Linked DNA regions of Homo sapiens: region 1 is linked to region 2. The links are chromatin loops, found by intact Hi-C in ENCODE. Cell type or tissue: MCF 10A. All regions are shown on one strand. Each heading gives the region's core, and the rest is flanking DNA. Links, peaks and the distances in the headings are about the cores only.

Region 1 (5,384 bases), core at 174-5,173, 88 kb before region 2:
CCGGGTGTGGCGGCACACGCCTGTAATCCCAGCTACTAGGGAGGCTGAGGCAGGAGAACTGCTTGAACTCAGAAGGCAGAGGTTGCAGTGAGCCGAGATCATGCCACTGCATGACAGAGCCAGACTCCGTCTCAAAAAAAAGAAAAAAAAAAAAAAATCTAAAATGTCAGGCATTGGCTTCAGGCATAAACCAGCTTGCATTTAAATTAAATATTGAGTGACTTTAAGGCTATAAACATTGATCTTCTCTTAGACCAGTCACATTTATGTCTGAGTAGTCAAATTTAGAGGTGCTAAAGTTTGTGTGTTTATGTAGATAATCCCCCATGCTTGACATCGATCTGAGCGCATTAGTGAGCCCAACCATTTATTATCGAAATGGAGCCAGGTCTCCTATTTTAGCTGCTCTGTAACACGGTGTTTCAGTGTATTCATGGAAGTCACATAAGGTGTTTTTTAAAGTTCACTTTGAAAAATTAAAATGAAATTAAGCTTAAACTGTTGCTATCTTTTAAAAAGTTGTCCAACAGCGACTTGATCTGGTCTTATGGAAATGACATATTTAAACCAGAGGAAGGGACAATATTTTCATTGTTTGGTTTTTGTGTCTTCGTTGGTTTTCAGAGCTATGTTTATGTGTTGCATTTTGCATTCCCTTCACGGTGAACTTGACCTGAAAATTTTTAGGGCAGCCAGGTGTTAAACTTTTTTTAGCACCATGCAAACTGGTTTCATTCTTCCAAAACAGGTTTTTGCTTTGGAGTATAAAATGACAAGGGAAATGCATGTAGCCAAGATCCTTATTTGAGCTCATTCGCACTGGTCTAGACCCGTCCAGTGAGCTGGGGGCAGGTCTTGAAGGTGTGATTTGCATGAGCTGATTTGCATCAGGCCTGTGTATTGTTAAATAAAAGATAAGGATGGTTATCTTGGCCTGGAGGAAAGAGAGAATTGGGAGGGTGTTTTGGTGCTGGGTCTCCACCTTCCTGGCTCTGGTGGAGACATTGGTGCAGACTGCCAATTTAAAATAGTCAAAAAGGTCAGAATCTAGTTTAAAGAGAGTTTATTCAAGTGCAAAAGTTAAGGACTGCAGCTGAGAAGACACTTCCAAGTTGCCTTGGGGAGTGCTTCGAAGAACAAAAGAGAGGCTCACATTTTGTTTTGTTTTGTTTTGTTTTTGTTTTTGTTTTTGTTTTTGAGATGGAGTCTCGCTCTGTTGCCTAGGCTGGAGTGCAGTGGCACTATCTCGGCTCACTGCAAGCTCCGCCTCCCAGGTTCACGCCATCCTCCTGCCTCAGCCTCCCTAGTAGCTGGGACTACAGGCACCCGCCACCACACCGGCTAATTTTTTTTTTTTTTGTATTTTTAGTAGAGACGGGGTTTCACCGTGTTAGCCATGATGGTCTCGATCTCCTGACCTCGTGATCCGCCCGCCTCCGCCTTCCAAAGTGCTGGGATTACAGGCGGAGGCTCACATTTTTTAATGAAAAAAAAAAATCAGGAGAAGGGGCTGATTACTAAAGTTGTTTGTCAGGAATTCTCATTGGTTTACAGAAATAACATTGGTTAGTGATTGGCTATACACTTTTCAACTATAGAGTGTATGGCATTTTATGACTACTTGGCCTCAGGCTCTAAGAGGTAATTATTTAGCTCAAAGGGGAGTGAGATGACTGCTGTTAAATTTAAATGTGTTTCTGGGCCTGATAATTTGAGAGACTTGCATTCCTCAGATAAAAGATTTTTCTTTCTCAAGACTCAGCTCCCTTCAGCTTCAGGTGACAAATTGTGGCCCAGTATCAGCCAAGCTTTCTCCCCAGTCTCCAGAGAATGCATCACCAGCTATCATTGAGGCTTGACACCATTGGGAGCATCCAAGAGAGTCTTGGGAATGGACTTTGACCTTCCTCTGATGGGCACCGGCAGCAAGGACAAGGTCCCCAAGTATCATCAGAAAGCAAAGAAAACACCAAACGGAAAGGAAGAGTGTGGGGTGCACCCCCTTGGAGAATGTGGCTGAGGCCAGATGTGAGAGTTCACAGGAGACACCAGCAGAAACACAGACATAACTTGTGACATTTTTCAGTGTTCTAAGACATGTCAGTTCAAGACTGGGCTTTCCCCATTCAACCACTCTACTCACACTCATGTGTGTTATAGACAAATTTAAACTGGAATCTCTTTGATTCCAGAAAGTTGATTTACATTGCAACAGAAATGCTTGTTTAGCTGAATAGGTCCCTAGGTAGTAAAGGGACTCCACACAGCATTATTTCTAGTGAAGTCTTTGATTCACAGAAAGATTCTTAGAAATCTTGCATCAGAGTGTAACAATAAAAAAGAAACTGTTCGGATTTTCATGCAGGAAATGCTCTTGGCCAGCAATCACCCTCAGGAAATTTTCAGAAATGCACGTGATGCCCAGAGAAGTGTTGTTTTGGGAATACCTAGTAATTAGTTCCAAAATCTTACCAAACAGCAGCACAGGCCTATAATTTCTATGTAAACTCAGCTCACTGTTTGAGTCATACTATGTTTCTTTTTTAGCTCAAGATTTGTCATCCACTACAAAAACCTCCTTTCGCTATACAAAATAGACAGCCACTCGAAATTGCTGGAGGGAAAAGCCAGTTTGCACAATGGGGGTGGCATGTTTGGGTGAGAAAACCAGAGACTCGGAGTCAGGAAATGCCAGTTCCTCCCTTCACTCCTGTGACCTAGAGCAAGCACCTTCACCCTTGAGAGTCTGGCCTTTCTTTCTTTCTTTTTTTCTTTTTTTTGAGATGGAGTCTCACTCTGTCACCTAGGCTGGACTGCAGTGGCGCGATCTCAGCTCGCTGCAACCTCCGTCCTCTGGGTTCAAGCGATTCTCCTGCCTCAGCCTCCCGAGTAGCTGGGATTACAGGCACCTGCCACCATGCCAGGCTAATTTTAATATTTTTAGTAGAGACGGGGTGTCACCATCTTGGCCAGGCTGGTCTTGAATTCCTGACCTCGTGATCCACCCACCTTGGCCTCCCAAAGTGCTGGGAATGTGTGAGCCACCACGCCTGGCCTGGCCTTCCTTTCTTGTAAAATGAGAGGGTTAAGTCCAGGTTCGTAGTCAATAACTACGTGTTCAGTAACAGATTCGTACCAGGGATTTCCACAAACTTTCCCCAACCCAATCACCACCACTTCCTTTTAGGACTAAGATTTTCAAGGTCTGCTTCAGTCTTCATAGCTTTACATGTCTGGGAACTTATGTCTTAAATTTTTTTGTAAGAAAATTATCCTGTGTGTAATGGAAATGGAAATATTTCTCTTGCTAACCTGATTTCAACCTGCTGAATATAAATATTCACATAACACAGCATTTATAAAATAAAAATCACTCATAAGTATATCTTTCAGCAGTAACCACAGTTCATATTTTGGTGTGGCAGCATCTAAACGTGTTTCTGTGGAGATCCACACACATTCATTTATCCTAGGGTATTTTCAGAAGTCTTCCTAGTCTCCATCTGCTTTTTTTTCTTGTTTGCCACATGTTATATGGATATCTTTCCATGTCAATATGAGATCGTTTAATGTCAAGAAATACAGATGAAGTCATCATTTTCATGTTCAATGGTTTGAGAACATTCCATCATGTAGTTAAATTATAATTTCTATAACTCTTCCCTATTGGTGGACATTGAGGTTGGTTCCATTTTTTTTTTTTTTTTGAGACGGAGTCTCGCTCTGTTGCCAAGCTGAAGTGCAGTAGTGTGATCTGGGCTCACCGTAACCTCCGCCTCCAGGTTCAAGCGATACTCCTGCCTCAGCCTCCTGAGTAGCTGGGACTACAGGTGTGTGCCACCATGCCTGGCTCATTTTTTGTATTTTTAGTAGAGATGGGGTTTCACCATGTTGGCCAGGTTGGTCTCGAACTCCAGACCTCATGATCCGCCTGCCTCAGCCTCTCAAAGTGCTGGGATTACAGGCATGAGCCACCAAGCCTGGCCTTTTTTTTTTTTTTTTTTTTTTAATGAAAACAAAGCTAAGAGGCCAGGCTTGGTGCTCATGCCTGTAATTCCAGCACTTTGGGAGGCCGAGGCGGGCAGATCACTTGAGGTCAGGAGTTTGAGACCAGGCTGGCCAACATGGTGAAACCCTGTCTCTACTAAATAAACAAAAAATTAGCTGGGCGTGGTGGCGGGCACCTGTAATCCCAGCTACTCATGAGTGTTAGGCACGAGAATGGCTTGAACCCAGGAGGCGGAGGTTGCAGTGATCCGAGATCGAGCCACTGCACTCCAGCCTGGGTGAAACAAAGACTCTGTCTCAAAAAAAAAAAAAAAAAAAAAAGCTAGTGTAAATATCATTGTTTATTCAATGCTTATTTTTCTAAACTCTAGCTATATTGGCATTATCATCCTTTGAGATTTTTATAAATCATCAAGCAAAAGATGGCATCTTGTTTTATTTTTATTTCTTGGACTACTAGCAAAATTGAACATTCTTTTATGTGTCTATTGAGTATTTTACTTTTTTCATTTGTAAACTGGCTATCTATACCTATTTCCCATTGTTTTATTGAAGTGTGAATATTTTTTTCCTCATTGCTTTGTAAAGATTACTTCTATATTAAGGGTATTCTTATGAGTTTTAATACAGACCATATACCTTCATTCTCAAATTACTCTCATTTTCAGTTAAAGTTCAATTCACCCATTAGCATATCATTTATATATTTTTTATTACTTTTATTTTTATTTTATTATTTTTTTAGATAGAATCTTGCTCTGTCGCCCAAGCTGGAGTGCAGTGGTTCAATCTCGGTTCACTGTAACTTCTGCCTCCTGGGTTCAAGCGATTCTCCTGCCTCAGCTTCCCAAATAGCTGGGATTACAGGCGTGTGCCACCACGCCCAGCTAATTTTTTTGTACTTTTAATAGAAATGGGGATTCACCATATTGGCCAGGCTGGTCTCGAATTCCTGACCTCAAGTTATCCACCCACCTTGGCATCCCAAAATGTTGGGATTACAGGCATGAGCCACCGCGCCTGGCCCTAGCATATCATTTATAAAATTAACATTTGAGGTATGTTGGAAAGAGGAAATTGCTATATGTGGAAGGTCGAATCTTATTTTCTATGATAAATTAATTTATTTTCAAAGTTCACATTTTTCTATTTCTTTCATTTCACTCCCACTTTCCATACAATACCTTTTCCTCAGCTCCCAGCTCCTACTTCAGTTCCCCAAAAGTGAGGCTATTAAGATGCTCACTGATTAGAGGATTTAAACATTTTAAAAGAGAAGTGGGTGGTGACGGCACATTATTGAAACTTGAAAGAGAGCCAGTGTGATATAATTTCACATCGGGAGCTGATCACTATGGCAACAAGGAACAGATTTT
Region 2 (5,384 bases), core at 189-5,188:
ATGAAATCATTACATTTATACTCTTAAGCAGTTTTACGGGCTTTTTATTTTCCTTTTTTCATAACCCCATAAAATTTTTATGTTCCCAGTCCATTTTTGCTGGTCTTGGATAATGTCTGTTTTAGTGCTTTAATTTTATACATTAAAAGATAGTTTATCATGAAATCATTACATTTATACTCTTAAGCAGTTTTATGGGCTTTTTATTTTCCTTTTTTCATAACCCCATAAAATTTTTATGTTCCCAATCCACTTTTGCTGGTCTTGGATAATGTCTGTTTTAGTGCAATTGATAATACTTCAATATGCTATCATGCTGTTCTATGACTTCAAACTATAAATAAAGAACTTAGAAATATCATTAACAATTAAGTCATTTTCTATTTGAAAATTCTTGTTTTGGTTAGAATCACTTGCTTCAACTGCTGGAGAAGAGCGGCTGTAATGGCTAATACTGAGTGTCAACTTGATTGGATTGAAAGATACAAAGTATTGATCCTGGGTATGTCTGTGAGGGTGTTGCCAAAGGAGTTTAACATTTGAGTCAGTGGGCTGGGGAAGGCAGACCCACCCTTAATCTGGGTGGGCACAATCTAATCAGCTGCCAGCGCAGCTAGAATATAAGCAGGCAGAAAAATGTGAAAAGAGAGACTGGCCTAGTCTCCCAGCCTACATCTTTCTTCTGTGCTGGATGCTTCCTGCCCTTGAACATCAGACTCCAGGTTCTTCAGTTTTGGAACTCAGGCTGGCTTTCCTTGCTCCTCAGCCTGCAGACAGCCTATTGTGGGACCCTGAGATCATGTGAGTTAATACTTAATATACTCCCCTTTATATATATTTGGGTTCCATTAGTTTTGTCCCTCTAGAGAACCCTAATACGCTGGCTAAAAACAACACCCTGTCTTGCAGAACAAACACATCATACTTTCTATTATTTATGATTTTTCATAAATAAATCCAACTTATCAGCCTCATCAGGTTGATTTTTAAAATGATTTAAGCTATTTTCAGGCAAAATTGATGATACCCTCTGAAATGTAAGTCCTTTTCTTTGACTGTCAGGCTGTGTTTTGAGATTCCACGTTGGCATTAATCAGATTTAGAACTACAGAATCTTATTATTGAAATGGACATGAAGGTTACATGATCTGGCCACTCATGACACAACACACGACTGCTGTCCTCTTACCAGTGGTTGTCTTTAGTTGACAACTTTCTGGAGAAAGGGAATCGCCACTCTGCTAGGGAGATCATTCTGTCTTTAAAAGATTTTCCAAAATTTTATACTTAAATATAAAGATCTCCTTTTTAATCAAAAGAACAACATATCATACTAGTGCTCCTGGTGACAGCAGATTAAGCTAAAGACAACTGATGGGTGACATGAGTCTAAAATCAACAGAAATCTGAAAAGTCATGAAGAGAAGTTTTCAAGAGATGCTAATTTCCCTCAAACTTCATGTCAAAAATACCAGAAAAAGCATATTGTTAATATTTTTCTTTTCCTTGCCTACTCCTTGAAATTCACCCAAATGATCTTTTGAAGGCTAGGGAGGTTCGCTAATGTTTAAAAGCATCATCTTATTCTGAAGATAGTGACTCCATGTTGTGTTACTGTCCTTATAGCCTACAATACTATAAGTTAGCTCAGGGTAATGGTCACAGAGCTGGATGATGTCTAGGCAGCATTTAAACACAGCATTACTACAATTGATAAAACACTCAAAAATCTTACCATCTTCCAAAGGTAATATGGGCATCGTAATTCCAGTGATGCTGCAATTACACATGGTGCTCCATTGTTTTTGAGTGTCAATGATCCATCCTCTCTCCCTGCAAAATTGCACCTCAATTTCCCTTTGGAAAACAAAACTTCTATTGGGGATAATGCTGATGGGGACTGGTGTCCAAGGCATTTCCCATTTACCTACCATGAGGTAAACACGTGACCCAAGTTCAGTCACACTCTCCCTGTGGAAGTTGAGTGTTAGGCCGAGATTAAAAGCAATTAGTGCTCATTCATTCAAGGGTATTACCCCAGAGAGACTAACATTTAGCTCTTACTCCCTCATAAGATCTGTTTCTGGAGACTTGCTTCCCATTCTATGAGCCAATAGAATCTATTTTTACTTAAATTAGTTTGATCTGGTTTTGGTTGCTTGTAATCCAAGAACCCTCACAATTACAATGATGAAGGCAGGATGTTGCATGCGAATCATTTAAAGGCCCTCAGATCGTAGCTATACCAGGAATTCTATTTATTTTGTGAAGATTTTTAACTCCAACCAAAATGAAGTGTTGTTGGAAGGTTAATTATGGAACTTTGCACTGAAAATTGAGTTGGAAAAAAACCTATTAATAAGCAGCTCAAAATTGCCAAGCTTACACAAATATTTTGACAGATCTATACTTTCTGGATAGTTTAGACTCTCCTTGGGATGAGTTATCCAAGCTGTTGGTACTGCTGTTGTAGCTGGGAGATCAGGAGTGGTGTCTGGGCTCTCTGGCAGATTTCACAGTGATAGGGAAGAGCTGTCTACACAGCTTTGTCTGTTTTCTTTAATCTGGGTCATCTGTGCTCCTAGAACCCACCTCTAGATTTCATTCCAGACTTCAGAAACCTTTTTCATTAACTCTTTTTGTCATCTTTATCAAGCTCCATAGATAAGCTCAGTTGGTCTGTGGAGGCAGCGTGAATGTCCATTTGTAATTTTAATGTCTGAAATAATAGTTTTTGCAATAAATGAGAAGACTGACCTTACACTACTCTCTCTCTAAAATCCGACTTATTTTTTCAAGCACAGTAAAAAATCCCAATTTTGGGGGTGGGGGTTGGCAGGGGCTTACTCTGTTGCTGAGGCTGCAGTACAATGGCATGATTAGAACTCACTGCAACCTTGAACTCCTAGGCTTAAGTGATCCTCCTTCCTCAGCCTCCCAAGTAGCTGGGACTACAGCTGTGTACCACCATGCTCGGATAGTTTCTTTTATCAGACGGGGTCTCTCTGTGTTGCCTGGGCTAGTCATGAATTCTTGGGCTCAAGCAATCCTCCTGCCTCAGCATTCCACAGTGTTGGGATTATAAGTGTGAGCCACTGTGCCCGGCCCCAAATATTTTCGTAATGTTTTTCTAGTTGACCACATCTGGAAAGAATCCATCATACTCTCACACCCCATGATGGGTATTTTTCCATGCCAGGCTTGTTTACACTGATCCTGCACTGCTTTGTAATCCGGCCCTTATTTACAAACCCTACGTCCCCACATTGTTCCCTAGCTGGTTGAGGGCATGGATTTATTTTATGAAGGTTGCATCTCCTATGATGGTGGGCATGAATGAATGACATCTTTCTGTACCTCCCCCCTCACTTAATTCAAAAGTGTTGATGAATCCTATTACTAATTGGATGGCAGTCTGGGCAGTAAGGTTTAGTGCCAACAACAGCAGTAGAGGAGGCAATGTTCTGGCAGCATGACAGAATCAGGATGTCTCAGGCTGTGATCTTCAAGCCTCTGCTGCCTGCAGATATGTCTCAAAGTATGAATTAAAAATCATTGAAATTTGAAGACTTTGGGCACTCTCTTCTCCCGTGCAGCTCTTATCTTTCCCTATTGTCCTCTTTCCCGCACCCCCCCACCCCCAACCACATTTACACATTAATGTTCCTTGGAAGGCTGTGAAGCCATTTGAGTTTGGACCCCAGTGATGTTTCTGACCTTGATGCTGTATCTCCACATACTCTGCATACCTGCGTATCTACCTTCTACTCTCTGTATTTCTCTAGTGTGTGTGTGTGTCTGTGTGTGTGTGTAAAACTCTTCAACAGGAGTGATGCTTAACTACACACCAAAACAAAGCAAGGCCTTCCCTAAATATCACCAACTGTTGATCTTGAACCTAAAGTTGTCATGAGAGCAAGCTCGTACTTTGGAGCAGTGTCAGGCTTTCATGCTTCAGCCTCGGGATTGAGACATTTGCTCCCTAAATGTTTTACAGACATTTGCTCCCTCAATGATGCTCTAGTTTCTGAGGAAAGTAAACAACTTAAATAAAAATTATATTTGCAGAAGTACTTGTGGGATGAGCCAGGTGTCCAACAAAAGTGGAGAAAGGTGCTAAGCTCTAGAAATTTTGTAGCCACTGAAGTAGACATGCAGATGTGAGGCCAACTGACAAGCACAGCTTTTGAAACTGCTTTTGCAAATTTATGACTGAGACAGTGAAAGAGATCTAACTTAACTGACTCCATCTTGCTTCTAACCTCCAAGCTGTCCTTGTTCATTCCTGGGCATAGGCTGAACTAACTTTGGGAGAAACTTACTTTATAGTTTGAACAAAGACGGTAACAGCCCTTTCCCAAAGCAGACCTCCTCCTTGTCTGGGTACTAGACTGCCTTTGTAGGACTAACGTTAGCCACGTGATTAGAAATTATGGTTTAGGAGTCATGCAGCTGGAGGCTACAAGATTCTGACCCTCCCTAAGTTGCTCCTAAGATCAGAGCTTGAGATATTTTGCAGACCTTGCACTTGAGGGATCAGCTGGCTCCACCCAGATCAATAAACTGGCTCATCTGATCTTGTGGCCCCCAACCAGGAACTGACTCAATGCAAGAAGACAGCTCTGACTCCCTGCGATTTCATCCCTGACTAATCAGCACTCCTGGCTCACTGGCTTCCCCCCACCCACCAAGTTATCCTTAAAGACTCTGCTCCCCGAAAGCTCGGGGAGACTGATTTGAGTAATAATAAAACTCTGGTCTCCCGCACAGTCGGCTCTGCGTGAATTACTCTTTCTCTATTGCAGTTCCTCTGTCTTGATGAATCAGCTCTGTCTAAGCAGCAGGCAAGGTGAACCCCTTGGGTGGTTACACTTTCAGGAGAGCTCTGAATCATAGCCAGAGCTGTGTTCACCCAGGGATGAGCAGGCTGGGACATTCAGAGCCTCCTTGTGGCCTGAATTCCTTCCTTGGGTAGAGCTTGTCCTAAGACACCTCGTTTCTATCTCAAGTAGACCCTGAGGCTCAGATGAGTTCTAAGACAAGGTAAAAAGAGTCCAGGGAAAACATGAAGAGCCAGCAAAGATGGCAGATGGCTGTGAAAAACAGTAGCAGACATCCTCAGACAATCGCTCAGTGCCTCGGAATGATTTTCAGAGATGTAAAAATGGACTCAGAGACAAAGTAGAGAAGGAAGTGAGAAGAACCCAGAAAATAAGATGTCATGTTATTTGTTTATATATTTGTTTTTGAGATGGAGTCTCGCTTTGTTGCCCAGGCTATAATGCAGAGATGCGATCTCAGCTCACTGTAGCCTCCACCTCCTAGGTTCAAGAGATTCTCCTGCCTCAGCCTCCTGAGTAGCTGCGACTACAGGTATGCGTCAC

What was found. Peaks named below come from ENCODE experiments on the same cell type or tissue, not always from the same donor. Only the 100,000 strongest peaks of a DNase experiment are listed, where the experiment ranks them.
Region 1: it touches region 2 in a loop (12-fold over the local background); 2 of 110 quality-filtered maps call a loop at or near these places.

What each region holds. Positions count from the first base shown.
Region 1 is chr9:87,461,447-87,466,830 of GRCh38, reverse strand. No RefSeq gene overlaps it. Among named protein-coding and RNA genes, the nearest start is that of DAPK1, 34 kb to the left of the region's middle. RefSeq lists enhancers at 895-944, 1,786-2,025. In MCF 10A, for the core only: no CTCF peak of the experiment used is centred there; a DNase peak (open chromatin) is centred at 2,530.
Region 2 is chr9:87,373,637-87,379,020 of GRCh38, reverse strand. No RefSeq gene overlaps it. Among named protein-coding and RNA genes, the nearest start is that of DAPK1, 120 kb to the left of the region's middle. In MCF 10A, for the core only: no CTCF peak of the experiment used is centred there; DNase peaks (open chromatin) are centred at 3,160, 3,450 and 4,870.